Regions from separate parts of the Homo sapiens genome. Here regions 2, 3, 4 and 5 are each linked to region 1. Evidence: chromatin loops called from intact Hi-C (ENCODE). Cell type or tissue: gastrocnemius medialis. All regions are shown on one strand. Each heading gives the region's core, and the rest is flanking DNA. Links, peaks and the distances in the headings are about the cores only.

Region 1 (6,049 bases), core at 417-5,416:
ACACACACATATGCACACACACGTATGAGTATTATACACATACATGTGTACAGATATCTTTTATACATGTATACACACAGGTGTACACATATGTGCATATGTGAGATCATGCTGAGCTCACCGTTTTCCAGTTCCTACTTTCACTTCACAATAGCTCTTGGCCATCTTCCACCACAGTGTATTTAGAGTGACTCTATAAATAGAACGATTTCTAATGCACCTTTCAGATTTCAACTCTTTAAATAAATGCGACAAGGGCACATCTCGTGGTCCAAGGTCGTGACTGCTAAGGCCCAGAGAACACAACAAATTTGCTGGCTTCAGCCGTGCTGACCTGCTGGAAGATGGGTACAGGCTCCTAAGTGGATGCTGCCATTTGTGCGCCTCCCAGCCACGCACCCCACCCTCATATACACACTATCCCTTGAGGAACATTTACCTTCCTTCCCGCCCCAGGTGTTTGTGACTTGGTGGGTAGTGGGTGACAGAGATGCACCTGTGTCTTCAGAACACAGGCCACTGAAGGACAGCAGGCCCGGGGCTGGTGGGGGCCTGAGCATGCCCTCCCTCACCAGGCTGACCAGGCTTGCATGCAGTGGGGCAGAGGCAGTGGAACTATCCAGAAAACATGCCCATCCCCCCGCCCAAGCCATCACAATGGGAGCTGAGTACAGGGTCACTAGGACAAAGAGTGAATGGAACCATCTTGAAAACAGCGGTGATGTTTCCTGTCTCCGCTGGCACAGGCCTCCGTGGAGCCCACGTTCTTTTCACAGAGTTCAAGTTGCTCAAAGAAATAAGGAGAGGCCACTTGTGAGCAGTGGTCCTCCAGGTGAAACCCAGAGGGCGTCGGGATGCCCACAGGTTCCTCAGGAAACTCATGCGGGGAGACATGGGGGTGCCAGGGACACGCCTCCACCCCACCATGGCTGCCCATAGCAGGGTCCGTGGCAAAGGGACCAGGTGGCCCATGGGTTAGTGGGAGCAGATGCCCAACCACCTCCTCCAGGCCCCACTGCCCCCTTGGGCCACCACAGAGACCTCCAACTTCTCCATCCTCTCTGTCTCTCCCTCTCTCTCCCCACTTGCTCTCTTCCTCAAGGGCCCTTTCCCTGTCAACTACCACTGGCACCCGGCTGGAGGAACAGGGCAGGTTTGCCTGTTAGTACCTGCGGCAACTCATCCCCCAGCCCCTAACTTTGAGGCGATCCCATTTTCCTCCTGTATTCCCTGAGCTTGACACAGCTGAATGTGGAAGACCCCAGGGCAACAAGAGGCTTGGGAAGGAAGGTCACACTGGAGTCGCGGGGGAAGGGTCACCCAGGCACAGGTACTCAGCATAGACTGCAGATGCTGGCCAGCCAGTCCTACACCCAGCTTACTGCAGAGGCACGACCACACTTCTGCTGCAAGGCTGGGGGAGACTCTGTGGTTTCGGTGAGGAAGAGGACAAGGAGGTGAGCGAGCCAGGAACAGCCCCCGCATGTCTCTTATCACGCCTTCATTCCCCTCTCCCCGCAGCACTGAGCTTCTGTGTTTTCTTTCCCCCAAGACTGTTCTCTCGGCTGCTGGTGGCAAAGGAGAGGGCTGCGGGGGAAGGAGAGAGAAAGGGGGGACCCCAGATGATCCTCCTATTCCCTAAGCTCTCAAAGTCTTCAGATATCTACAGCTTTGCTGCTCTAACCGCTCATTGTGAAAAGAATGAGTCTTATACTTGAATACAACCCTAAAATCAAAAGAATGACATCTAACCCGCTGTTCACCATAAATCTTTTTTTTTTTTAATTTTTGAGACAGAATCTCACTCTATCACCCAGGCTGGAGTGCAGTGGCATGATCTCGGCTCACTCCAACTTCTGCCTCCTGGGTTCAATTGATTCTCCTACCTCAGCTTCCTCAGTAGCTGGGATTAGGGGTGTGCACCACCATGCCCAGCTGATTTTTGCATTTTTAGTAGCAACGGGATTTCACCATGTTGGCCAGGCTGGTCTCAAACTCCTAACCTCAAGTAATCTGTCTACCTTGGCGTCCTAAATTGCTGGGATTACAGGCGTGAGCCACAGCGCCCAGCTCGGCCCATAAATAATTTAAAAGACTGCATTTCTACTGTCTGACTCCATTTCTGTGAAGAGTCCAGGAAAGGCAAATCTCTAGTGATAGGGTAGGCTACCAGGGACTGGGGGCCCGGGAAGGTGGGAGAAACCGGAAGGGACTGCCAATGGGTATGGGGACTCTTTTAGGGTGATAAAAAAATGTTCTAAAATTGATTGTGATGATCAATGATCTACAAATATACTAAATTGGTGAATGTCTGGCATGTGAATTATTTCTCAATAAAGCTGGTTTCTTTTAGAGAAAGTAGTTCAAAATTTCTGAGGCTGTTTGGTTTTTGTTTTTTTAAAAAAGCAAATCATTGGCCCCGGCGTGGTAGCTCACGCCTGTAATCCCAGCACTTTAGGAAGCTGAGGTAGGCAGATCACTTGAGGGTCAGGAGTTCGAGACCAGCCTGGCTAACATGGTGAAACCCCATCTCTACTAAAAATACAAAAATTAGCCAGGTGCAGTGGCACACACCTGTAGTCCCAGCTACTTGGGAGGCTAAAGCAGGAGAACTGCTGGAACCCAGGAGGTGGAGCCACTGCACTCCAGCTATGAGAGGATAAATGCCCACTATTGTAAGGCCCAAGCTAGTGGTAATTTATTAGAACAACCCTAGGAAACTAATGCAGAAAGGCGGAGGGGAACCGCAAGCTCCTTTGTGATCCACCCCTTTGTCTTCCGAAAGGCTTCGTTTAGATTCAGAGCCTTCTGTTGCAGTCTCTTGCTCCCCCTCCTGGCTCAAAGGAAGAACTGTGCCCCCTTCAGTCCCACGGAGATTTGATCTCTCTAATGAAGTGGGAGGAGAGAGGAGTTCGCAAAACTTAGAAATGCTGTTGCAAGAAAAAAAAATTTTTTTTTAGACAGGGTGTCTGTCACCCAGGCTGGAGTGCAGTGGCTTGATCACGGCTCACTGCAGCCTCGACCGCCAGGGCTCAAGTGATTCTCCACTATGCCCCGCTAATTTTGTTTATTTTTTGTAGGGATGGGTCTTGCTATATTGCCCAGGCTGGTCTTAAACTCCTGGGCTCAAGCAATTCTCCCACCTCAGCCTCTCAAAGTGCTGGGATTATAGGTGTAAGCCACCGTGCCTAGCAGAAAAAATAATTTTAATGGTGCATTATTTTCCCATCTTGAGAGAAGAGTGAAGACTTAGCACTTGACCTGAAAGCTTAGCTCCATCCTATGCCCTCATCATTCCTGGTAATTTCAACTCCACGTTGATGACCCACACAATTCTTCTCTTGGCTCTTTGGCTTCCTCATCCACAGAGACTTCTTGTAACCCAACCATACACCACCCAAGAGATATCCTGGACCTTGTCATCACAAAAATTACACTCTTCCAAAATCATGGATTTAAATTTTGTCCTCTCTGATTACAAAGCCCTATCTTTCAGCCCACTTTCTCAAGTGCCCCTTCAATATCACAAGTCACCAGAATCAAGATGCTAACACTTGACCCCTCTTATTTCACTCAAATCTCGACTTATTTTCTTGTCTAACCAGATTCTTTGTTTCGTCTATTCGCTCTCACAAACACCAACTCCCCTGATCCATTCTTTTACTTTCAACTGGCAAAACTCCAACCCCCACCAACTTCCACACACTTCTCTCTACTTAAGCCCCTCATTCTCCTTCTCCTCCTACCCTCCCACTCCTGAGAGCCTTGCTTCACCCGTCACTGAAAAACTGAAGCCATCACAGCGTATTATTAACCCTCTTGCATCGATAGTTTTCTTTCTTCCTGTTACAATGGAGGACTTGTCACTCCTGTCTAACCCCTCCACGTAGACTCTGGGTTGCATCCCCTTTTATTTATTTTCTTTTAGAGACAGGTTCTCACTCTCTAGCCCAGGCTAGAGTACAGTGGTATAATCATAGCTCACTGCAGCCTCAACCTCCTGGGCTCAAGCAATCCTCCCACCTCAGCCTCCCGAGTAGCTGGACTATAAGCACATGTCACCATGCCCAGCTAATTTATTTTTATTTTTGTAGACAGGGTCTTGCTATGTCACCCAGGCTGGTCTCAACCTCCTGGGCTCAAGTGATCCTCCCATCTCAGCCTCCCAAAGTGCTCGGATTACAGGTGTGAGCCACCATGCCCAGCCTCTCCATCTCCTTTTTGTCTTTCCTAAATTTCATTTCTTTGGTTATCTCCCCTCTAATATGATCAATATGCCTCATTTTGACCAATTATTCTCACTGGCACACAGGCATGCTGTCAGAGCCAGCTTCGTGGGCATGAGACCTCTACAGACACACAGCACCCTGTGCCTGGTTTAATATTCTGCCGTCACTGTTTTTAAATTCTTAATAATTTTTTAACAAGGAGCCAGTCCTGCCTGCTCTAGTATCTGCCATTTTCTCTGCTTCCCCTCTCTAAACTGCCAAAACAGAGCCTAGGTGAGCCATCTCTATTTCTACTTGTATCTCTACTTTGTCACTTTTACTAATTCTGTTTTTTTAGACAGAGTCTTATTCTGTCATCCAGGTTGAAGTGCGGTGGCGCAATCACAGTGAGCTCAAGAGATCCTCCCACCTCAGCCTCCCAATTAGCTGGGACCACAAGCATGTGCCACTATGCCTGGCTAATTTTTAAATTTTTGTAGACATGGGGTCTCACTGTGTTGCCCAGGCTGGTCTCCAAATCCTAGAATCAAGGGATCCACCCACCTTGGCCTCCCAAAGTGCTGGGATTACAGGCATCAGAGCCACTGCACCCAGTCCACTTTTACTAACTCTGAAAGTGTTTCAATCCCAACACTTTTCTCCTAAAAACAAAAAACCATCCTCGTCAATGTTTCCATATGGCCTCAATTTGGTGACATTCAAAGAACCTTTTCTGAAGCCATCCCTGAAGACTCTCCTCTTGCAGTTCTCCACTTTATTCTCCAACCTGGCAGCCTGTTGCTTTCATTCCCAGCATTTTTCTCATGCAAAGTTGTATAATTGTGAACGTGTTTTTTGCCTTCTTTCACTCTAAGCTCTGTGGGCAGACATCATGTGTCCTCGTCCCTGACACAGTCCCTGACGCTCAGTGGATGTTTACTGAGTGAATAAATGAGGGAATGGATGTGCAAGAGAGTTCAAGAACTTGAAAAAAGTTCAAGGGATCAGTAATGTATACACTCAGGAAAATTTTTAAAAGCTAGAAAGATCTGATAGTAAAAGGAGAGGCAAAAAAACTGGATAACCTGGAAAGAAAATGAGCAAATAAAAAATCATTTACATTACGATACCTGGAAGGATAGGTGGGCGTTGTCAGAAGGTGGAATACTGAAGTGTAAGATTTCGAAAACACTTCTGCTAGTGTAAGTGCTGGCCAGTTCTGGGGTGGTCATGAGTGGGGGTGGATTGAGTAAATTGGAAGTGAAGGTCACTGGGATTCAGATCGAGGAACTGATCTGAGGTTGCTGGATAGGTTGCTCAAATGGCTATTCAAGTCATCAGATGAACAGGAGAAGTTGAAGTCAAAGGGAAGACGTTGCAGTGAGTACAGTGGCACGTGCCTGTAGTCCCAGCTACTAGGGAGGCTGAGGCAGGAGGATCCCTTGAGGCCAGGAGTTCGAGGCTGCAGTGAGCCATGACCACTCCTGTGAACAGCCACTGCACTCCAGCCTGGGCAACATACTGAGATACCCCACATTTTCAGTGAATAATCTTGACTAACACTTATAAAGTGCCTACTATGTGCCAGATACTATTCTAAGTGCTTTGCATATATTTATATATTCTATATACAAATAATATTAACAACAACCCTATGAAGCATATTACTGTTATCATCCCCAGTTTATAGATGAAAAATTGAGGCAAGAGAGGAAACTCTGGGGCTTGGCGAGGTGGCTCACGCCTGTAATCCCAGCACTGTGAGAGGCCAAGACAGGCAGATCATCTGAGGTCAAGAGTTCAAGACCAGTCTGGCCAACATGGTGAAACCCCATCTCTAC
Region 2 (6,049 bases), core at 519-5,518, 360 kb before region 1:
CAAATTTAGCTAATAGCTACAGGCTGAGAGAATTGTAACATAGCATGACAAATTTTGTGTTGACTTGAAAGGAATCACACCATTATTCCTTAGAAGTAATTACATGTGTTCTAACACATTTGAGACAGGGTTGGACTCCCATTTCTCATCCGAGAAATTACTTAACCCTTCCTGGCGCTGTACAGTCATCTTTTATTCTATTTCCTCTTTGCTGTTTGTAGTAGAGACATTTTGAATGAAACTTGGCACTGCTTGATTCAAAACTGTGGAAACCAGATCTGTTTAGTCTCCTGTTTGTATGCGTTTGCTAATGGTAGCTAAATAACCAGTTTTTGTTGTAAATGCACCAATTCTGAAGGCACTTTATGTACTACATGGAGGTCATATCTGGTTTTGTTTTTATTTTTTTATCATGAACATTAAATGTGATGATGATTTCTTTTCCCTGCACACATCTTTCCGGTGCAATATCTATCAATTGTGAATCTGGCTGCTGGTGTATAAAAACCTGGATGTAAAGCTGAGCCTACAGACCTGTCCTCACCAACTGTTTTGTGATTTCTACTCAACTACAAAGATTTATTTAATGTACTCTTAATCTAACTGAGTTTTGTTACCAATGACCTGTTGCATGCTTCAATACCGTGTACTGCCTGAGTTGTGCCTCTTGTGTGCTAGATTAAAAGTGAGACAGAGACTTGACTTGATCCTCTGAGCTCAAGCTATTGAGCTGGTAGTGGCAGAGGACTGAGGGTACCTGCACAGTTTGATTCTTTTCCACGTGTAAGTCTCCATTGCAGAATTGTCGTGCTTTGAGAAAACACCTGAGGCAGTGTGGGAGTTGAACGACCCTGCTGTCCTTTTTAACCTGTGTTGTCCTAGACCCTGTCGGGGCAGTCAGGGGACACTAGAGATTTGATCTCATGCGAGTCATCAATAGGACAAAAAAGTTGTGGTTTGGGGAGGTCTGTTTGTTACATAAAAAGGACCTTTCGGTGTAAGAAATTGCCGTTTTTACCCTGCCCTGGCTGGCATGTGAGAAGCCATGGAAGGTTGTGGTTGTAAATGAGTTGTCTAAAGGGGTGCAGAGGCCTGAGGTTTCTAAAAGAAGGTAGATTTCTACAGAGCTGAGTGTTGGTTCCTTTTTCTTATTGGTTGAAAATTACCTGGTAGTGATCAGAAAACTTAGATGCTATGTAACTAAAAAAAAAAAAAAAAAAAAAAAAAAAAAAAAAAAAATTCCCGCTCATGAGTTTTGACTATTGGTGAGATGTTTTCCGCTACAGTTAACATGACAAATGTCTCAGTGGCAAAAATCCCCTTTTTGTAAGCCCCCATAGTCTAGAGGCAGTTTTCTTTTTAAGAATCATGCCAGAGCCTGAGTCGAGCAGTATGCTTTCTTGGTTTTTGAGAGTAATTGTGTAATTGTAGAGGGAGAAATCCAATTCTAACCTAAGAACTGGGATTCTTCTGTCATCTTGTAAACCGTATATTGAAAAAAACAGAATGTCACTAAATGCATATTAAGTCAAGTATTGGAAAGTATAAAAGAAAAATCATTCTGACAATTTCTAAGCCAGAAGCAAACAAGAATTACTGAAATCTACCCCATGAATACTTGGAAGGCAGTAATTGTGAGTGACACCTCAGTTCATCAACCCCTTAATAATATCAGCTTAATTTTAATGACAACTAAATATGCTGAAGTGAGGATTTAGTATTTTTTAAAAAAGCAAAACAAGGTTCAGTAGTCCTCAGCAATTCTCCAAGTTTCTCTCTTTGCCTAAAATGGTCATAGATCTTGATTTCTCTGAATCGTGATGACCACACCCAGTCATCTTCACAGCATAATTGCAGGTGGCAGTAAAGAGAGTGTGCTGGGTAAGGAGCAGTTGCTGGGTCATTCCTTGGGCCCCGACCTGCCCGGGGAGTAGCCCTGGGGGAGAGAGGGCAGTGTTGCCTATCCCAGAGGTCCCAGCAGTCACACTGCTCTGCAGGCCGGGCTCTCTTTATAGCCAGAGAAATCACCTTAATGCAGTCTCTTTAGTTGTCTGCTGAAGCTGTAGTTATTATGGGCCACTTACATGAGGCTGAGAAGTACGTGCCGGAGCTCACACACTGCCTGTTGCGGTTCTCTTAACATCAGTTATCACAGCTGCCTGTGGGTCCCGGGTATTTCCATTCCTGCCCCTTGTTGGCCCGAGGAAGGATGTGGAAAGAGCACCTGGTGGGATGAAGGTCCAACAGCCTGTGCCTCTCCACTGCTGGCCCTGGAGCCGGCAGCAGTGAGGCATTCATTGTCTGTGTTGCGGTGTATTCCCAGCTTCAGTGCTCTTTTCCTTTTTGCCTGAAATGTTTATGCTTCTCTGCAGCCAGTCCTCTAACAAATCTCAAGAACAAAGGTAAGACACTTGGTTTTTGTTTCCAGGACCCTTCAGAAGGTGACATCAGATATTCCCTAAATTCAGACAATGAGGGATACAGAGCGACTTGGCATGTATTATTTCTCCCATGTAAGGACAAAGGGACAGATTATTATTGTTATTTCTGAGACAGAGTCTTGCTCTGTAGCTCAGGCTGGAGTGCAGTGGCTCAATCTCAGCTCACCACAACCTCTGCCTCCTGGCTTCAAGCGATTCTTCTGCCTCAGCCTCCCCGAATAGTTGGGATTACAGGCACCCACCACCACGCCTGGCTAATTTTTGTATTTTTAGTAGAGATGGTTTCACCATGCTGGCCAGGCTGGTCTTGAACTCCTGACCTCAGGTGATCCTCCCGCCTCAGCCTTCCAAAGTGCTGGGATTACAAGCATGAGCCACCGCACCCGGCCTCACAGTGACAGATTCTGAGAAACAGCATGCAAAACATTTGAACCATTTTCTACATCTCCCATTGTTGCATAGAGAGTGTGCACCGCTGCTATCTTGCCAGATCCACACTGGTCCTCCCGAAAGCCAGGTTCATACACAGCAACTTTTTAATTATTCTAACAGTTACCCATTAACAGTCGACTCCTGTATTTCTGAGAGTCTTGTACTCACCTCTGAAATTTAAAAACGTATAAAGAGAGCCTGGGTTAATCAGTTCTGCAGCCCCTACGTGACACTGTGCTAGTTCTCCTTCTTCTGTCTCCTCCTTACCCTGGCCCTGCACCCCTGTACTTAAGAGGGAGAGGTGGGAGGTGCTGTCTGGTATCATTTGCTGCCTCGCCAGTAGAGGGTGCCGCTGTGCAGGGTAACTGCCCGCCTGCTCCCTTCCTGACCTCCCCTGACCCCGAAGATCACTACCTCTGTCATTCAGGCATTGGGGTACATCCTGATAAGTCGTGTCAGAACTGCCAATTTCAGGACTGAGATGTGTTTTTAAAAAACAAATCCTTATAAACTCCACTTTGTACTTTAGATTTTAAAACTGGGGAAAAATGTGATATTCTTTGGACCACTTTTTTAATTTATATAAGCCTTAATGAACAGTGTCTATACATTTGCATACACACACCCCCACCCCAGAGTGTTCTCAGTATGTCAGAGAAAGTGCCACAGCATTAGGACGGGAGCTTGGAGAACGTTTTCTAGAAAAGGGTTAGCTTCCTGTTGGCATGAAATTTTCCAAGCAAACCTCATTAAACATCTGTTGTTTGTTAAAGATGTTCCACTGAAAGCAACGCATGTTTCAAAGGCACGTCTTTCCGTTCGTTGGTTTTCTGTGTGTAAGGAGTAGCATTGCTGTTGGCGCCTAACCTCGCGTGCACTGCATTCTCAACCCCGTACCAGTGCATCATCAGAAGCCTTCCTCGTGACCATAACTCTGTGTCTGCAGATATGTGTTCCCGTGTAAGCCAGTTTTCCCCTTTTACTCAGACTGATTTCACCTAGATTGTCACGGTTTCCTTCATGTTAACTTTGCGTGACTTTGTTCTTCCTTTACTACTCTGTATGTAATATATATACATATATACGTACATATGCTGTCCAAATATATTTGTATATATTTGTATAGCATTTTTACACCTTTATTGAGTAATCTGGTTTCGAAAGGAGGTGAGAGTTTAGTCCCTTCTGCAGTTTTCTCCAAGCTGTGTCCTGTGAATTTCAACCCTTGGAGCCTAAGAAAACCCTAGGAAGATGATGTTAATTTGCTGTCATTTCCTAATTCAGGATCTATCATCAAATGAAACATGAAAAAAACAGTGACTTTTAAGGTGAAAAGAGTTTCAAGCATTCCAAATAAATTATCAATGTTTCATAACTTTTTATTATAAACCCACCTCCTAATAGGAAGCCAAGTACTATTTGATACAGTGGTAAAAACCAAACTACCTTGAATTTTTTTAAGGCAACTTATGAATAATGCTCATTTTCACAGTCAGAATAGCTTTAAAATATGGTTGAATTTGATACACACAGGAAGTTTTCTTGAAGAACAATCCTTTCGCTTTTCTTTTTTCTTGAGAGATCTAAAGAGAAACTGTAGATTGTTTTCCTGACAGCAAAAGACTAATGTGACAAAATGAAGTCATTGTAAAGAAGCGATGCAACTTGTCAAATATTTAATAAAGAATTATGGAAGCTGGAACATTTTCTACATCAAGTGTTATGGGTTGTTTGATTTAAAGCTTCTTTGTGAATGCACCATCTTAATTGTTGTCAGAGGGGTTTAAATGCCTGCAGATTTATAGTATGTTCATTTCCTTCATCTCCCTAAAAGCGCCGCACTTTTAAAAACATTAAAGTCTGGCAGGGCACAGTGGCTCACGCCTGTAATCCCAGCACTTTGGGAGGCTGAGGTGGGCAGATCACTGAGGTTAGGCATTCAAGACCAGCCTGACCAACATGGTGAAACCCCATCTCTACTAAAAATACAAAAAATATATATATATATTAGCCAGACGTGGTGGCGCATGCCTGTAATGCCAGCTACTCAGGAGGCTGAGGCAGGAGAATCGCTTGAACCCGGGAGGCAGAGGTTTCAGTGAGCTGAGATTGTGCCATTGCATGCACTCCAGCCTGGGTGACAGAGCGAGATTCCGTTTCAAAAAAAAAAAAAAAGTCTGCCCAAAACACATGGCTTAAGCCTACTAAAAGGATGCACATTTATTCTTATCCGTCTGCTGTTTTGTTCTTTTATTAAACTTGAGAATTACTGATTTTACGTAACATTTGTATAATCCATGTTAGTCTGTTCCTCAAAAGGCATCCTTGTATACCTAGCCCTCAACTTGTGTGAGAGTTAATAAGACTCAATAATGAATCCCCAAGTTGCTTCTCAGAAAGGTGCTGTCAGAATCCCGACCGTGTGTCACTGCCCTGTGCAAAGCCGGTGGCATTTTTCCTCATGCCATTTCATTCCGCTCAGATCATCTCAGACTCCTGGAGAATTTTCCCTTTTTCTTTAGTACTGAGCTTCCTCTTGATGTGCTTAACCCATCCCCTCGGGGCAGAGGAGATAGCTAGCGGGGAAGCAGGACATCATTTAGTCTTTGGTTTCTTGCGGCTTGTCTTTTTCCATTAACAGTAGATGGCATCTTGCCAGAAAGCTGTCCGCAGCACTTGGAATTCCTGCCGCCTCCTCCAGGGTTATGAGTACACATGAGAGGCACAATTGGACAGAGTCACTGTGAATATTTATATGTTCTTTCTTAAAACCACACATGGTGGAACGAATTACATCAATGACACAGTTGCTAGATTAATACGCTTTTAACCTGCTCTGAAGTCCAAGACTCATTAGGCACTTGTGAGATGGTGAAGCCCCTGGTAAAAGTGTTTGCGGTGAGCATGGGTATCCTGAATTCTGACACTAGCTTTCTCGGGGTTGGCTCTCAGAGCCATGTTCAAAGGGGTTCCTGAGGTAAGAACGCAGAAGCCTCTTTCTGGGAGAGAACACTTCTCAAAACAGCTTCCAGAGAGCTCAGGCTGTAGAATCTCTGAGGAATCATTTATAGGACTTGAACTGGGCTGGAAAAAATTTGAGCATGAGTTTACTTAAGACCCAAGACACAGTCCTTGGTAAGTAGGCCGCAGTGCCCAGATGTGACCCAGTGGGGACT
Region 3 (6,049 bases), core at 527-5,526, 130 kb before region 1:
CATGGGGAACCTGGCTATCCACACTTTCCCAGCATGTTCAGAGGAGACATGAAAGGGCCCAACAAAAAGTGAGTATCAGGCAGACTTGAAAATGGAAGAAACTTAAGTGCAACTTTTGTGCTTCAAAAGCCATCATTACCTGCCACACACTGGAAGAAAATATTTGCAAATCATATGTGTCATGAAGGATGTACAGCCAGAATATATATTTTATTTATTTTATTTTTTTTTTCAACTTTTATTTTAAGTTCCAGGGTACATGTGCAGGATGTACAGATTTGTTACATAGGCATACATGTGCCATGATTATTTGCTGCACACATCAATCCATCACCTAGTTATTAAGCCTAGCATCTATTAGCTATTCTTTCTGATGCTCACCCTCCCCACCAGCCCCCAACAGGTCCCAATATGTGTTGTACCCTGCCACGTGTCCATGTGTTCTCATCATTCAGCTCCCCTTGTAAGTGAGAACATGTGGTATTTGGTTTTCTGTTTGTGCATTGGTTTGCTGAGGCGGAGAGAGCAGAACATATATTTTAAAAACCCATGAAACTCAACAATAAAAAGATTAAAAACCCATAGCCAGGGATGGTGGCATGTGCCTGTGCTCCCAACTACTGGGGAGGCTGAAGTGAGAAGATTGCTCGAGCCCAGGAGTTTGAGACTGCAGTGAGCTACGATTATGCCACTGTACTCCAGCCTGGGCAACAGAGTGAGACCCCATCTTTTGATAGATAAATAAATAAATAACAAAAACCCAATTTAAAACATGGGCAAAAGATTTGAATAGACATTTCGCCAGAGAAAATCTATAGATGGCTAATAAGCACATGAAAGGATGCTCAACACGTTAGGCCAGGCACACTGGCTCACACCTGTAATCCCAGCATTTTGAGTGGCCAAGGTGGGAGGATTGCTTTAGTCCAGGAGTTCTAGGTCAGCCCTGGCAACATAGCAATACCCCATCTCTACCAAAAAAATGAAAACAAAACATTAGCTGGGTGTGGTGGTGTGTACCTGCAGACCCAGCCACTCAGAAAGCTGAAGAGGGAGGATCACTTGAACCTGGAAGGTCAAGGCTGCAGTGAGCCATGGTTGTGCCACTGCACTCCAGACTGGGCAACAAAGTGAGACTTTGTCTGGAAAGAAAAAAAAGATACTCAACACCTTTAATCAATAAAGAAATGCATATTAAAATGGAAACACAATAAAACAAAGAAATAGAAAAAAACATATTGAAAAAAAACCACAATGCCCACAAGGATGGCTATAATAAAAAAAAAAAGACGAACAATACCAAATATAATGAGGATGTGAAGAAGAAACTGGAACCCTAATACACTGCTGGTGGGAATGTAAAGTAGCACAGCCACTTTGGAAAATAACTGGTCATTTCTTAAAACGTTAAACACAAGCTTGCCATATGACTCAGCAATTCCACTCCTAGAACCCTCCCTATGAGAAATAACAACACAAGTTCAAATAACAACCTGTATGCCAAAAACTGAAAACAATCCAAATGTCTGTCAACCAATGAATGGATACGACAAGCTATGGCCCGTGTACTATTCAAGAACAAAAAGCAAAGGACAATTGATTCATGTTACAGCTTGGATAAACCTCAAAAACCCTGTGCTAACTATAAAAGGCCAGACACAAAAGACGACATATTGAAATATTCCAATGTTATGAAAGTCAAAAAAGACAAATTTATAGAGACAAAACATCGGTGGTTTTCTAAGGTTGGGAGAAGCAGGGTTAGCTGCAAATAGACATGAAAGAATATTTTGGGATGATGGGACTGTTCTTGAACTGAAGTATGATAACAGTTGCACAAACCCATAAATATAGTAGAAATTATTATACTGTACACTAACAATGACAAAATTTTATGTAAATTATCCCTCAATAACACTGTTTATGGCTGAGTGTAGTGGCCTAAGCCTGCAATCCCAGCACTTTGGAGGCCAAGGTGGGAGGACCACTTGAGGCCGGGAGTTTGAGACCAGCCCGGGCAACATAGCAAAATCCTGTCTCTACCAAAAAAATTAGCCAGGCATGGTGGCATGCACCTGTAGTCCCAGCTACTCAGGAGACTGAAGGAGAAGGATCACTCAAACCAAGGAGGTCAAGGCTGCAGTAAGCCATGATTGTGCCACACTGCACTCCAGCCTGGGTGACAGAGTGAGGCCCTGTCTCAATCTTTTTTTTTTTTTTTTTTTTTTTTTTTGCAACGGAGTCTCACTCTGTCACCCAGGCTAGAGTGCAGTGGTACAATCTCAGCTCACTGCAGTCTCCACCTCCAGTGTTCAAGCAATTTTCCTGCCTCAGCCTCCCCAATAGCTGGGACTACAGGCACGCACAACAACTCCCAGCTAATTTTTTTTGTATTTTTAGTAGAGACGGGCTTCCACCATGTTGGCCAGGCTGGTCAAACTCCTGGTTTCAAGTGATCCACCCGCCTTGGCCTCCCAAAATGCTGGGTCAATTGTTTTAAAAAATGTAAAACAATAGAATAAAACAGTTAGTGGATCCCTTGCTTATCTTGCCCTACAATAGAATATTTTCTGACTTTTATTCTTAAGTCACGTTCAAAGCATCAAACCTACTTGATAAAACTATGACTTGAACGACTACTCCAGATTTTCATCCCCACGAGTCTGAGAAGCAGATACCTAGTGAGTAAATCCTCCTGAACATGATATTCCTCGTGACAGGTACCCAGAGAGCCAAAAGTCTAAGGCAAGAATTATCACCAGCCGCCTCCTGTCCCATTGCTCATTTGACAGTGTTACTATGCTGTTCCCTTATGTACCAAGACAGTGTGGAGCCTGTCCTCCAACAAATGGAAAGGCGGCAGGGAGAACAGGGTTCTCTAGGAGCTCTGCAAAGGTCAGGAGATGGGGCTCCTGGACTCTGTTACCACCTGCTACTGGCTGGTCAGGGAGTCTTGAAGAAGGCAGTGCCCAAGTTCTTATTAATGACATTCTTTTTTTATAAAAGGCATAATGAAGCTTACCTGGTCTTAAGTCAGAGTTTTTAGCAAAATATTATGTTTCCTGTCCCTACCATTTACTTTTATGGTTACATGGCCAATTGAGAGATTGATCAATCCTACCTGATTGATCAATCAGGATTGCCTGTAGCAAAATTTCACAAAGGAAGTTCACTCCAAGCCACAGCTTTCTGAAGCATAGTCTACCCCAGTTGCCCTCTTTCCCCTTTCTGGAGCTCCTAAGTCTCATCCAAGCCTCATGCAACTAGTCCTTTTCTTGGTGTAAAAGATCCATGAGGCTGAGTTCTGGGCTCAGTTTTGCCAGCCCCACGAACTCCCATCTTTGTTGCCCCCAGGAGAGGCCATGACTACACCCTTGATAACTTGGCCCTTTCCGCTGTCTGTGTTCCACAGCCCCCTTTCTCGTAAGCTGTCCAAACCTGTCTTCCTGAGGACAAAAAGAACTTCACTACAGGGTGAAAAACTGTCTTCCCAATCTGCAAATGTGGCTGCACGTGACAGGAATAATTTAACTACCAATTAAAGTGTGTGTGCTACAGAAGCACTTCTCATCCTCATTTGCTTTATCAGTGTTCATTTATGAATCCATTTTTTTCTGTCTATTACCCATCGGTAATGAGACCTTAGCAATAGCCTCCGAGTCTCCTCTTGCCAAATCTGCCATCACCACCCCTTCCCAGCACCACAGACACTATCGTGGGGACTGCCCAGACAGCCAACGGGCCAATCTTCTTAGACACTTGTTTTTCATCTCTCTCTCTCTCTTGCTTATAAATCTTCTGTGATTCCCCATCACAAATAGAATAAAGCTAAAACATCTCCACTTGACATTCCTGAGTTTAGCCGGCTCTTTCTCTGTTGCAGTTCTCTTGTCTTAATAAATCGGTTCTATCTAGGCATCAGCCAAGAAGAATCCACTGGGCTAGGTTACAGAAGAACAAGAATAACTTCAAAAGCACTTTTCAACTACCCCATCCAACTTCCTCATTTTACTCACTTCACAGATTCAGACAAAGATCCAGACATACTCAAAGAACTGGTGGAGTAGGAAGTGGAGATAATTCTGCTGCATTCTGAAAACCACACCATTAAAACAGATTAATTCCTGGTGTTCAGAGAACCATTTACATTGCTGATGAATTCATTACTTGTGCCACAATGCTTTCTTACCCATTGCTTGGCTGAAAAGAAAAAAAAAGTCTCAAACCCCATAAGTCCCCATTTTCACTTTTCCCCATATCATAAAGCTGAAATGCAATAACAAACTCGCTTTCCGTTTTTGTCATTAACATAGCAATTTATTCTATTACTCCTAAAGTTTTGAAGACAAATATCAATATCAATGTCTAATTTTGTTGCCTCTCTCTCCAACCAGTCTGTAAGTCTTATGAGATGTTTGCTCACCCTTCTATCTCCAGCAGTTAGTGTAGTGTTTGGCTTGCACTGGCTCAAATGACAGTCCTTGAGTGAATGAATGGATGGCTCTTAGATACACGGTCTTCTCACTGCAGTATATGCTCATTCGCTCTCAAAAGACTAACTTAGCAAATGGCACTGATTAAGGTGGAATGTAAGATCAATCCTAGTTATTCTAAGAAGCCTTAACAGGTACAGCACCAGCCCCAGGAAAAACTAAAAAAAAAAAAAAAAATTTTTTTTTGAGGCTGGGTCTGGCTCTGTTGCCCAGGCTAGAGTGTAGTGGCATGGTCTTTGCTCACTGCAACCTCCAACTCCTGGGGTCAAGCCATCCTCCCACCTCAGCCTTCCTAGTAGCTGGAACTACAGATGCACACCACCACACTGAGCTAATTTTTGTATTTTTTGTAGAGATGGGGTTTCAGCATGTTGCCTAGGCTTGTCTTAAACTCCTGAGCTCAAGCGATCCTCCTGCCTCAGCCTCCCAAAGTGCTGGGATTATAGGCATGAGCCACTGCACCCGGCCAAAAACTGAATTTTTGAAGTGTCATTTCCTAGGCCTTTTCTTTCAATCTCCTTTTCTCCCCATTTTCAATATTTCCTCTGCCCTGACCATGTAATATTGTGGGACCATTTTCCCCTATAATTTTCATATCAGTATAAAAGTAGTGAGAAGAACAAAACATAGACTGCAGGATATTTTCATCTCATCTTATTGTAAGCTTAATAGACCTTAAAGCAGTTAGCTTTGAACTTTACTATGCGTCAGAATCACCCGAGGCTCTCATTCAGATGCAGATTTTAAGGACCCAGAGACTCTCATTCAGCGGATCTGAATACAGGGCCACAAATCAACAGTTTAAATAAGCTCCCAGTGAACAGTACACCATGAATCACTACTTTAAGACATTTATAGACAATCAACCACATTTCACCAGATTGTGTAATCATTTTCTGCCCAGTATTTTTCCAGTCTGCTTTAGGCTAGAGTAAAAGTCTGTGAAAAATTCATACTCAATATACTGTTAGGAATTTAATGCTTTAACATTGGAGAACATTTGCATTTTAAAGAGAATGCCCAAAGAGAGCAAACATTTACCTCAAAGCAATGAAACTCAAAGGTTGATTCTGAGTTTCAACCATCATCACTAAAGGAGTGGGGCAGTAAAAACCACCCTGTTTAATATGCAAATGTACTCTCGTACTATTTAAATAAAGGAAGCAGTCTGATCAGCGAAGTTACCTGTTTTCTGGGGTTTGTTTACACCATGCTGTTTCAAATGTAGGCTTACTAATCTATCATGGTTTAGGCTACTAGTGAGAATAAATAATATTAACTTCAGCTCACTCTTATTAGCACCTCTGCCCCAAGATGTGTGAACCTGGACGTGTTTTATCTCCCAGAGTCTCCTTTGTTAAAAGAGAATGATTACAGCTCCTTCCTTGGGTTATGTGAGGATTAAGTGAGCTACTTATGCACATTCCTAACACCGTACTTGCTATGTAGGAAGTATCCACTAACGGTTGGTAATTGGCACTATGATAGGGGCTGGGCAAGCAGATTTGCAGAGACAAAATTCCTGCCCTTAGGGAGATATGCCCAGGTAGCCAAGG
Region 4 (6,049 bases), core at 554-5,553, 230 kb before region 1:
ACTCCCAAAGTTTATTACCTGTCAAACATTAACCAGTTTTATATCTATTTCAAAATGTATTTCCGCATTCCTTTGCCTGATGGACTATCTAAATCTTCATTCCTCAAATGCTCCTTTGAACAACTCTTGCCATTGTACAGGTTCCCTCATGATTTAGTAAGTTCAAGAAGACCTTTGCTCCACGTTCATATTATATTTGAGAGATTTCAACTCTTTGAAAATGATACAAGACAGTGACATATTTCATGGAGGCACAAATGAAGGGAAACGCTGGACTGGAAGTAGGCATGAGAGAAATTAGCAAACATTTGAAAACCCACTTGAAATAATATAAATGATCTCTCAATAAACAAATGAATTATAACTCTTAAATATTCTCAAGTGTTAGCATGGAGAAAGCAAATGGGTTCAACTAAGCCAGACACTGTCACCAAGGAGAAATGAAGCAAACATCACTAGGAATCAAAGGCCTTAGCCACGCGTCATCAGTAAGTAGAATGCTTACTAATGACATATGCTCCCCAGGGGAAGGTTAGGTTTATCGTAAATACACATCAAATGGAAAAGGGACCCGCAAATATTCAAGTGGTAATTCTGAGCTCAGAGCAAGGCTGATGAATGGAAAAACAGTGAAAATACTGGTTAATTGCTCTTGGCTGACAGCTTCAGAAAATAATTTAAAATGAATAATTAGTACCTTTTTAAGTGAAGCTCTAGGGAACCTCCTTGACTTAAAAAGCAAACCATTTCTTTTCCTTTATAATAATTCTTAAGCCATACCTAAGACAGGCAGGGTAATGGTGACATTTTAGGCAAAGTGGTTATGCTATCAATTACAATCCAGTTAGATGCTCTGGAGTGATGTTAGTAGAAATGAAATCATAGCTCAAGTATTCCATGATTACATTTGAGAAATAGTTTCCAGACATATGTTCCAAGCAGACATATATGATTTAATTAAACAGAAAACTCAGATTTTCTCACTTTTTCAGTCTACTGGTGACAAAATTAAGGGGATTGGAACCCCTCCCATTTCTTAGGGAGCTAAACTGGGAACCCTTTGGCAGAGGGTTGACTTTTGAACCAGGTGATTTGTTTCTAGATTGTGTCAGATGAAGCTTGAATTCATCAGTTCACTTGAACAAGCATTTATTGCCAAGAAAAGCTGCTTAAGGAAGCCAGTAATCAGGTTTATTCCACAGGGGATATTCTTGGCAATGATTCTCACGCTCATCTCTTGCCTCCTCATTCTTCTCTCCTTTATTATCTTAAGGACATGGCTGGACGCAGTGGGTCACTCCTGTAATCCCAGCACTTTGGGAGGCTGAGGCAGGTGGATCACTTGAGGCCAGGAGTTCAAGACCAGCCTGGGCAATGTGGCAAAACCCTGTCTCTACTAAAAATACAAAAGAAAATTAGCCAAGCATGGTGGTGTGCTCCAGTAATCCTAGGTACTCGGGAGGCTGAGGTGGGAGGATCACTTAAGCCCAGGAGGTGGAGGCTGCAGTGAGCCGTGATTGCACCACTATACTCCAGCCTGGGAGATGGGAGTAGCACCTTGTCTCAAAAATAAAAATAAAAATCATAGGGACCCAGAAATAAACAGGTTTTCCCATCTTAGTGATGGCTGCTGGTCACCCTCAATAGCTGTTACTTTTCTGTAACCTCATAGATTGCTGTTGTTGTTGTTTTTATTCATCTCCTTAGCTTTGTTTGACCTTTATCAGATTACTGGGAATTTATGAAACAGAAAACACACCCAAGTTAAATTCACAGACATACAGATGAGAGCTCTTTAATCTTAGGACCACAGAACCTCAGACTAGAATATCATTTGACATGTTCCTTCCCCTGATTTAAAAAATGTAGTGAAAGGTTGTGTGACTTCCCAAAACCCCAGAACTCAATTCTGGCAAAACCTGGGCAAGAATCCTCCATCATTTTCCCCATCCAGACACTTGTCTTCCGATATTTAGTCTTTTTTAATATTGTGGATGTGGAATCTCTGCTTCAATTTTCCTTTTCACGTCCTATAATTTATTCTTTTTTCTTTTTTACAACCATGTTGTGAAATAAACAAGCAACAACTGTGAAAAGTAACCAGGGAAAAACATCGCACCTTCTCTGCACTTGGGCTATGGACTTTGAATCTTTTGTCCAGCAGATAGTAGAATCTTCATGAATTTCTGCAAATTGGCAGCTTAATTTTACATTTCCAGAGTGTTCAGGGAACATCTCAGCTTGGATCTTTTTCAGTAATACTGGAGCTAGAAACAAGATATTTGAAGGTCAGTGTAACAAAAGACTTTCCCATTTCATACCATTTAATTCTCATAACAATCCTGAGAGACAGGAATATTAATTATTATCCCCAATTATGGAAGTGAGAATTGAGTCTCTGAGGGGAGAGGTGGCTTGCCTAAATAGTCGGAAAATTTACAAATCAATCTAATAGAAAATGCTCACTTCCATTACTTAAAATTCTTTAGGTGCAGCCTGTAATGCTTAAAGTGAAATAGAACTTGAGAGATTTTTTCTAAAGGGGATGAGAGGTGGGAGGATTTTAGATATCTATTCTATAGGATCTCATCCAAATAAAGATGTTTTTAAATGATTACCAGATCATCCAGGTCGAAATCAGAGCTAGGAATTAGGGAGTAGAATAAAATCTGGATTATCCAAAAAACTACGGCTAAGCCCCCAAAATGTAAAAGACACCTCAACAATAGGTTATTGGCTGAATAATATTCATCTTTTCCCTTTTATCACACTTGTCTTTGCTGAAGATAACCTAGTAGATTGGAGTGATGTCTGATATCAACCTCATTAGCAAAAGAGAATAGAAGCAATAAGGAAACAATTCCCACTGGTTGGGCTGAGACCTTTGAAATATCACCTCAGTATCAATATCAGTGAGGAACAATTAGCATGCTAATGTGTAATTAGCTAGGGCAGCCACTGGGCGGCAGCCTAGACATTAGAACAAGACAAGGATGAGGCCCCTGTCCCGAGTGGTCGTAACAATTGGGTAGGAAATGAGATTACTGCAGATGTGTGAGTCTATCACAAATTAAGTAGCATAACTCCACAGCGTTGGTAACACAAAAAAGTACATCAGTATAAAACATATGTAATCCGTAGCCAAACCAAGATCACCAATACTGAGACTTTGCTCCACTGCCTCAAATTATACTACGGTGAAAATATCCATGAATTCAAGGTGCTTCTCATCTCTCCTTGGCACCAGCAGATGCTAGGATGACAGAATGCATATTTAAAAGCTAATTCTCTACCCTGGAAGTGATAATGGGCCTGTTGGGTAGCAAATCTTTCAACCAGAGAGTAACCAAGACTGCTAACAGTATCCTGGGAGCCAAGTGGATAATTGAGAGAGAGAGAAAATGTAACAAGTACGTATTGATGGCAAACCCGCATCAGTGCATTTGGGCCTGCTGGTTCCTGCCCAAGCTGAGACCGTGTTCAGGTTCACAATGTCAAACTCTTGGTCCAGGTCTCGACCAAGCCCACCTCCTCATCTGGGCCATTTCCTAGAGGGTCTTTCCAACACCATGCAGTGGCCGGCTTCATGGGTGATGTGGGGACACCTAAATATTCCTAAGCCTGCCAGAACCTGTTGTACCGAACACAAGGAAAATTGGAGGATGGCGGGAAGGGCATGAAATGGGCAGCAGAACTGAATGATGGATGGTCTGTGGGAGATTTGAAGCTTGTTTAGCCGAGGGGCTTTGGGCTTTGGATAGGACCCCTGACTATGTGAGACAGAGGTGGAAAGTGCAGCTGAACGAGCTCAAAGGAGACCTGGAGTGCAGCTAGTTTTTTCTTCCGTGTGCAGGTTGGGCTAGTGTTGAGGGAAAACGGTAGTAAAGTCCCCGGTGAATAAAAAGTTTCTGTTGTACTAAGCTTTGGACATCAAAAACGATTACTCAGGCCTGGCATGGTGGTTCACACCTGTAATCCCAGCACTTTTGGAGGCCGAGGCAGGAGGGTCACCTGAGGCCAGGAGTTGGAGACCAGCCTGGGCAACATAGCAAGATCCCATCTCTAGAAAAAAAAATTAGCCAGGTGCAGTGCGCATGCCTGTGGACCTAGCTACTTAGGAGGCTGAGGTGGGAGGATCGGTTGAGCACAGGAGTTCAAGGCTGCGGTGAGCCATGATCTCGCCACTGCAATCCAGCCTAAGTGACAGAGTGAGACCCTATCTCTAAAGTAATAATAATAATTTTTTAAAAACATTACTTAGGGTTTATTTCTTTTATAATGATCCAAGTCACTGCTCCCCTCATCCTAACTCCCGCCCCACCAGTTAACTGGTGGGAAGGCATTAAATCTGTGCTCCTTTGGGGATAGCAGGGTGGGTACCAGACTGCTGGGTAGGGCACAGTCGAGATGTCAGCCAAGGGGTCTGAAGTGTACCAGCCGGAAAGCAGTGACGAGGACTCAGGATCTTACAAAAGCCATCACAAGAAGGAAGGAGAACTTCCTAATCTGGTGTCTTCCTGGTGGCAACTTTTGTTATTTTTAAGCAATGAAATTGCTGTTGCTTACACTGAGAAAACAAAATAAAAAACCTTTGAGTGCTCAATGGTGGAGTAGATTCTTAAAGGAATTGGCCCACGGCTAGAAAACCGTAACGAACAACTAGAAGGTGATAAGTTGAAAAAAAAAAAAAAAAAAGGACGGGCATGCGGGCATGGTGGCTCATTTTGGGAGGCCAAGGCGGGCAGATCACAAGGTCAAGAGATCTAGACCATCCTGGCCAACATGGTGAAACCCCGTCTCTACTAAATATACAAAAATTAGCTGGGCATGGTGGTGCACACCTATAGTCCCAGCTACTCGGGAGGCTGAGGCTGGAGGATCGCTTGAACCAGGAGGTGGAGGTTGTAGTGAGCCGAGATTGCACCACTGTGCTCCAGCCTAGTGACAGAGCAAGGCTCCGTCTCAAAAAAAAAAAAAAAAAAAAAAAAAAAAATAGGCTGTTGTCAAGGGCTGGCCCTCTGAATGCTGCCATTCCAAAAGGTAAATGCCAGAAGAGAATTATTTTTCCTGTCTCTTGTCATCATCTGTGTTGATTCGTATGGATTAGTGCCCACAGTGGATTCATATTAGATAAATATTCAGTGCATTCATTATCAAAGTCACCATGGAAAATAACATGTCCTTAATAAATGGATGAATATGTTGGTCAAGCAGTTATTTCCCATCAGTCGATGGCCCTTCCAGTACAATAACCTAGTGCTGGTTTGTAGTTAGATCAGGGAGCTGTGATCCTAAAGAAAAGTGGGTGCCAGTGTTCCAGAAACCCGTTCTAATTTTCTCTGCAAAGAAAATCCCCACACGAGAGGGGAGAGGTTGGCCGCCAGTGGCAACTCCTCCGAAGCTGGGAAAGGACTGCAGGGTCAGAACCTACCCCGGCATGGGCAAAACCTGCCTGGGACTCCCATTTACCTGCTGACTCAAGGGTAACTCTGGTGAACCTCCCCCTCCTGCTCCGTCACCAGATGACTCCTACCTTCTGGCCGAGGCCCTGAGTTTTTCAGAGAGGAGGAGCTGTGGATGCCAGCACCACTCTTTCTCCTAATGCTAGGTTGGTATCAACTCAGACACAATGATCTTTTGCCTGAACTAAGCTCTCTATTTATTTCATAAGCATACTGAGCATAAGCATTGCCTCATTTTTTATTTAAAAACACTAATTTAAAAAAACAGTAACTAACAACCATGAGAGCTGTGTTAGGCCATGTGCCATTCAAATTGCTTTGCATTTTTATACCTGAGAGGAGTCTTATCATTAGCACCCCCATTTTACAGGTGGGGAAAGTGAGGCACCCAGAGGCTAAGGCATTTGCCCAGGGCTATCCAGGTACTGCCAGAGGCCAGACTTGAACCCAAGCAATATAACTCCTAATCTATACCCTAACCACCATGATACAACTTGCCCCAGATGGACCCAAACACCCGCTAGTATCTCTAACTGAATCTTTGCCTCTTAATGGCCTCTGTGTTGTGGGTGGCATGAGTAACAACC
Region 5 (6,049 bases), core at 719-5,718, 880 kb before region 1:
TCTTTGAGGAAGGAGGATATGGCAATAAACATCTACTAGTGGCTACTAGACCAGGTGGGCACCTGAGAGAAGGCTCACAGAGTTCAGGGTGCCTGCGATGCAGACATTCTAGGGAAGGGCTCCAAAACAAGGGTTAGAAGAAAAATGAAGACACAGAGGAACAATGGATCCGGTAAAAGTGGTGAAATTAGTAGACTGGTGATCACAATGAAGCTGGAGAATTGCAATGAGTTAGCAGGATAGAAGACGTGATGGCCACACAGATGAACTCACAGAACTCCAACTGCATGTCTGAACCAAGGTCACACTGACTATTCACTGCTCTCAGCCAACAAATGAGGGTGGCAAGAATGCTAAGGCCTAAGCTTCATTCAGGGCCACACGCTCTTCAGATGGTTGACTTTGGCTCAAGGACCACCACCAACTCCCCATCACCTGACTTTGGTGAGCCTTCTTTAGACTGCATGTTCTGTTTCTTTGTTTGTTTGTTTTTGGAAACAGAGTCTCACTCTGTCACCCAGACTGAAGTGCAGTGGCATGATCTCTGCTCACTACAACCTCTACCTCCCAGCTTCAAGCAATTCTTCTGCCTCAGCCTCCTGCTGGGATTACAGGCATCCTCCACCACACCAAGTTACATTTTGTATTTTTAGTAGAGATGGGGTTTCACCATGTTGGCCAGGCTGGTCTCAAACTCCTGACCTCAGGTGATCTGCCTCCCAAAGTGCTGGATTACAGGTGTGAGCCCCCATGCCCGGCCCTGCATGGTGTTCTAAGAATCTTCCATCCAACCTTCTCTCTCATTCTCCTTCACTCATGGTTAGACTTGTATCACAGTTCAGCAGCACTGCCATATTTACCCAACTCCGTCCCTAATTTTTTTCTCACAGAGGCACTTCCCCTTTTAATATTTTTGGCATCTGCTTCTTGGGAGAATGTAGACTAATATGGAAGTTTCCTGAGTAGAGTTTGAAAATGAGATTGTGTGTCAGGTACTGTGCTATGCATGGAGTATGGTAGGGTGGTCTCTGCCTTGCTAGAGCACCACTGAGGAATACAGATGTATAACCAGTCACTGCAGGACAGCATAGTAAGGCATCATGGGGCAGTCCCAGCTGCTGGAGTTGACGTGGGCATGCTTAGGGATGGTGGAAAGATGATGATACTGTTGGTAGGGTGGATATCCTGCCAACTGATAGCACACCCATTAGTTTAGGGAAAGACCTGGTGTTCAGTTGCTAGCCTCTCAAAGAGTTGTCCCCACAAACACGTGTGTAAGTATAGCTCAATGACTACACTGAAAGGATATAGTCTCAATGAATGTCATTGGTTCCTACAGGCATGATAAGACAATTTCTATCATTATTCCTGATATGGTTTGGCTGTGTCCCCACCCAAATCTCCAACTGTAGCTCCCATAATCCCCACGTGTCACAGGAGGGACCCAGTGGGAGGTAATTGAATCATGAGGGCAGTTTTTTCCCATGCTGTTCTCATGATAGTGAATAAGTCTCATGAGATCTGATGGTTTTATAAAGGGAAGTTTCCCTGCACATGCTCTCTCTTTTGCCTGCCACCATGTAAGATGTGACTTTGCTCCTTTCCCTTCCACCATGATTGTGAGGGCTCGTCAACCACATGGAACTGTGAGCCCATTAAACCTCTTTTTCTTTATAAATTACGCAGTCTCAGGTATATCTTTATTAGCAGCATGAGAACAGACTGATACAATTTCCTTTCCCATGGCCTTCAGAAAATAGATGGATGACTTCACGGATGTTGAGGAGAGAGGCAAATACTTTATAACGGTTTGCTTTTTGTGACAAAGTCTTTGTTTTCTGCCTGCCTTTCTCTAACATTTCCCCTAGTGACTGTCAACCCACAATGAGTGGTTCTTTCCCTACTGACTGCACTAGGTAGTTGTGAGGGACCATGAGATAAAGCCCCAAGCTCCCTTAACAACAGTAAGCTGCTCTCCCATGCAGAGTCCTTATTCCATCTCCAACTCAGGCCTGGCTACAGGCACCTGAGGAAAGGAGTGTGCTCCAGTCTCCTGGGCTCCACACACTTCCATTCTGAAGGGAATGTTGGGTCCCTTTTGGATTTTTATCCTGAAATTCAAGATCCATGAATGGATTCGAGGGAGGCTAAATCTCCTGGAATTATGTGTACATTTCTTCACACAATTTTTTTGTATACAATTTGCAACACAGTTTTTTTTTGTCATTTTTGTATGTTTATGACATGTTAGGGGCATAAAAAGGGATGGGGTCCATAGTTTTTTATTATTTCTCAAGTTTGTGACCTCAAAAAATATTGAGTCAGTCTTTTTTTTTTTTTTTCAGATGAGTCTTGCTCTGTTGCCCAGGCTGGAGTGCAGTGGCACAACCTTGGTTCACTGCAACCTCTGCCTGCTGGGTTCAAGCAATTCTCCTGCCTCAGCCTCCTGAGTACCTGGCATTACAGGCACCCACCACCATTCCCGGCTAATTTTTTTTGTATTTTTAGTAGAGACAGGGTTTCACTGTGTTGGTCAGACTGGTTTTGAACTCCTGACCTCAAGTGATCCACCCACCTCGGCCTCCCAAAGTGCTAGGATTACAGATGTGAGCCACCCCACCCGGCCCAGTCACTTTTTTTTTTTAAGAGAAAAATACTCAAGCCTTTATAGGGTGTCTAGATGAAAAACTGCCTTTAAAGGGTATCTGTTGTTGTAGTTATCCATTTTAATTTTAATATTATTATTCTACTTTATTTTATATTTTAGTTTAGACAGGGGCACACTCTGTCACCCAGGCTGGAGTGCAGTGGTGCCATCATGGCTCACTGCAGCCTCAACCTCCCAGGCAGAAGTGATCCTCCCATATCAGCCTCCCAAGTAGCTGGGACCACAGGTGTACACCATCATGCCCAGCTAATTTTTAAATTATTTTCTGTAGAGATGGAATCTCCCTATGTTTCCCAGGCTGGTACGCCTCCATTTTAGATTAAAAGAAAGGTCCCTTTTTCTTTGTGGTGATATAAGAAATACTGTATTATGGAATTTTGTGGGATAATAATAAAAGGGGGCTGGTATATGGAACAAAAGGAAATTAATTTTGTACCTTAATAAATCTATGTCATAAGAGAATTTTAACCTCCATAGAACACTGTCTTGGAAACCGAAAACTAAAAAGAAGAAAAACATCATAATTTTTCTTTTTTAAAAATTCTCTTTTCTTTCTTTGTTCTTTTTTTCCTTCCTTCCTCACTCCCTCCCTCTCTCTTTCTTTCTGGTTAATCTTAGGCCTAGTTATTTCCAGATTAACAGGCAAAAGTCTTCATTAGAGTTATAGTTACAACATGAAAATTACAGGACAAACTTAACTGTGTTACAAAAATGCCAAACGCAGATGGAAGTGTGCAATTCTTGTCTGTCTGAACTTTCCCTCATTCACCACGAGAGGGAGCGCCACACCACAGGGACAGCTCCCTTCACTGCCTGCATAGCTGTCTTAATGGTCTGCTATGTCGTGAACATTTTGCAACGTATGCACAGAGGTCAGCAAAATCATGGAAGAACAGGGCCTTGCTGATTGGTATACATGTCATGAGGGGCCCCAGCAGACCTCAGCTCTGTGTTCAGGTCAAGAAGCTGCAGGTGACCCGAGACACAGCAGCTCCTAACCACGCCCTGATGTGCAGCCTGCGTGCTGCTGCGGGGCAGGTCCTGAGGCCTCCATCAACTCATCTTTTCTAGAATGACAAAGTGAAACTCAGTTCCTTCCTCTACAGGTGACAAAGCAGGTAGAGTAATCGATGAGCTAATAAGTGAGTAGACATGCTAAAGCATTTATGAGATCTATTATGATCTCCTGTGAATGATAGGAAAGATGCTATAGATGAGAAGCTGACATCAGGTTCAGTTATTTTTATTCACAATTTTCTATCACCAGCTCTGTGCTGGTGATTGTATTTGAAGTGTATGGTCTCAGGTATTGATGACAGCTGGAGGGAGATCCTTGGAGGCTGGCCTTCAGGCTCTTTTGGTTTTTATTGTTTTTAATTGTGGTCAAATATACATAAAAATAACCCCTTTTAAACGTGCAGCTCTGTGGCACTGTGTACATTCACGTTATTGTGCAACCATCACTACAGTTTATCTACAAACCCTTTTCATCTTCTCAGATGGAAACACGGTACCCATAAACCAACAACTCCCCATTCTCCTCTCCTCCCAGTCCTTGGTAACTTCTGTTCTACTTTGTGTCTCTGACTCTATGAATTTACCTTTTCTATTCTAGGTACCCCTTATAAAGGGAATCATGCAATATTTGTCTTTTTAAATCTGGGGGATTTCACTCAGCATGTCTTCAAGATTCATCCATGTGGCATATATCAAAATGTCACTCCTAAATGTGGTATATATGTAAGGAGTTATTATTTATATTGTATATATTCCACACAATGGGATATTAGCCATAAAAAAAAGAAATCCTGTCCTTTGCAGCCACATTGAAGGAACTGGAGGTCATTATGTTCAGTGAAATAAGCCAAGCACAGAAAAGCAAGTGTGGCATGTTCTTACACATATATGGGAACTAAAAATCCTGGATGTCATAAAGACAGAGAGTAGATTGGTGGTTACCAAATGCTGGAAAGAGTAGGAGAAAGATGGGGATGAAGAGAAGTTGATTAATTGGTACGAATGTTTAGTTAAATAGAAGAAGTAAGGCTTAGTGTTCAATAGAGCAGTAGGGTGATGATACTTAACAATAATCTGTTGTATATTTCAAAATAGCTGTAAGAGAATAATTCAAGTGTTCCTAGCATAAAGAAAAGATAAGGCCTGTTGCAGTGGCTCACGCCTGTAATCCCAGCACTTTGGGAGGCCGAGGCAGGCAGATCACGAGGTCAAGAGATCGAGGCCATCCTGGCTAACACGGTGAAACCCCGTCTCTACTAAAAATACAAAAAAATTAGCTGGGCCTGGTGGCCGGTGCCTGTAGTCCCAGCTACTCGGGAGGCTGAGGTAGAAGAATGGCATGAACCCGGGAGGTGGAGCTTGCAGTGAGCCAAGATTGCCACTGCACTCCAGCCTAGGTGACAGAACGAGACTCCATCTCAAAAAAAAAAAAAAAAAAAAAGAAAAGATAAATATTTAAAGTGGTGAATGTGCCAATTACCCTGATTTGATCTTTACACATTATATGACTGCATATAATGTGTATATATAATATATAATGTATATAGACATGTACTCCAAAAATATGTACATCTATTATGTATCCATAAACTTAAAAAAAAGTCTCTGTTGTTTAAGCAAAAAAAAAAAATGGTTGTTCATTTTTAAGGCGAATAGTATTCCACTGTATGTATGTCTTAATGTGTTTAGTGTTATAACAGAATACCTGATTCTGGGTAATTTATTCTAAAAAGAGGTTTATTTAGCTCATAGTTCTACAGATCAGGAAGTTCAAGGGCATGGTGCTGATTTTTGGTGATGGCTTCCATGCTGTGTTATAACATGGCAGAAGGTCAAAGCGGGAGCAGGTGTGTTCAATATCACAAGAGCAGTGATATCACTTTATAAGAACTCCCAGGCCGGGCACAGTGGCTCACGCCTGTAATCTCAGCACTTTGCGAGGCTGAAGCATGAGGTCAGGAGTTCAAGAGCAGCCTGGCCAATATGGTGAAACCCTATCTCTACTAAAAATACAAAAAAACAAAAATTAGCCAGGCATGGTGGCACACACCTGTAGTCCCAGCTATTCAGGAGGCTAAGGCAGGAGGATCGCTTGGAGGTTGCAGTGAGCCGAGATCGCACCATTGCACTCCAGCCTAGGTGACAGAGCAAGACTCCATCTAAAAAAAAAAAAAAAAAAAAGAACTCCCACTTCCAGGAGCTAATCCATTCCTGAGCAGGTGAGAGCTCTCTCTCATACCTGTGAGTGAGACAACATTAATCTATTCGTGACGATGGGGACCCATGAACCAAACACCTCCCACTAGGCTCCACCTCCCAACACTGCCATGTTGGGAATCAAATTTCAACATGAGTTTTAGGTAG

What was found. A loop is a pair of places that touch in the nucleus more often than their neighbours do. Peaks named below come from ENCODE experiments on the same cell type or tissue, not always from the same donor. Only the 100,000 strongest peaks of a DNase experiment are listed, where the experiment ranks them.
Region 2: it touches region 1 in a loop (4-fold over the local background); 27 of 110 quality-filtered maps call a loop at or near these places.
Region 3: a loop joins it to region 1, with 2.8 times the contacts of the local background. A loop is called at or near these places in 4 of 110 quality-filtered maps.
Region 4: it touches region 1 in a loop (18-fold over the local background); 98 of 110 quality-filtered maps call a loop at or near these places.
Region 5: it touches region 1 in a loop (5-fold over the local background); 8 of 110 quality-filtered maps call a loop at or near these places.

What each region holds. Positions count from the first base shown.
Region 1 is chr18:58,761,643-58,767,691 of GRCh38, forward strand. The region is part of intron 1 of LOC105372146 (a long non-coding RNA gene); the gene reads right to left. Among named protein-coding and RNA genes, the nearest start is that of LINC01926, 49 kb to the right of the region's middle. RefSeq lists enhancers at 341-390, 2,512-2,781. In gastrocnemius medialis, for the core only: a CTCF peak has its summit at 2,836 (motif pointing left); a DNase peak (open chromatin) is centred at 2,829; H3K27ac peaks cover 2,332 bases.
Region 2 is chr18:58,396,956-58,403,004 of GRCh38, forward strand. NEDD4L (NEDD4 like E3 ubiquitin protein ligase) reads left to right here. Exons shown (of 31, transcript NM_001144967.3): 31 at 1-4,584. Among named protein-coding and RNA genes, the nearest start is that of MIR122HG, 46 kb to the right of the region's middle. In gastrocnemius medialis, for the core only: a CTCF peak has its summit at 3,211 (motif pointing right); no DNase peak of the experiment used is centred there.
Region 3 is chr18:58,634,646-58,640,694 of GRCh38, forward strand. No RefSeq gene overlaps it. Among named protein-coding and RNA genes, the nearest start is that of ALPK2, 8.6 kb to the left of the region's middle. RefSeq lists an enhancer at 3,775-3,904. In gastrocnemius medialis, for the core only: no CTCF peak of the experiment used is centred there; DNase peaks (open chromatin) are centred at 2,201 and 2,766; H3K27ac peaks cover 4,646 bases.
Region 4 is chr18:58,526,972-58,533,020 of GRCh38, forward strand. It overlaps ALPK2 (alpha kinase 2), which reads right to left. Exons shown (of 13, transcript NM_052947.4): 6 at 2,120-2,267. Among named protein-coding and RNA genes, the nearest start is that of ALPK2-AS1, 27 kb to the right of the region's middle. In gastrocnemius medialis, for the core only: CTCF peaks have their summits at 2,943 (motif pointing right) and 3,144; no DNase peak of the experiment used is centred there; H3K27ac peaks cover 423 bases.
Region 5 is chr18:57,878,543-57,884,591 of GRCh38, forward strand. No RefSeq gene overlaps it. Among named protein-coding and RNA genes, the nearest start is that of ATP8B1, 78 kb to the left of the region's middle. In gastrocnemius medialis, for the core only: CTCF peaks have their summits at 3,439 (motif pointing right) and 3,643; a DNase peak (open chromatin) is centred at 3,449.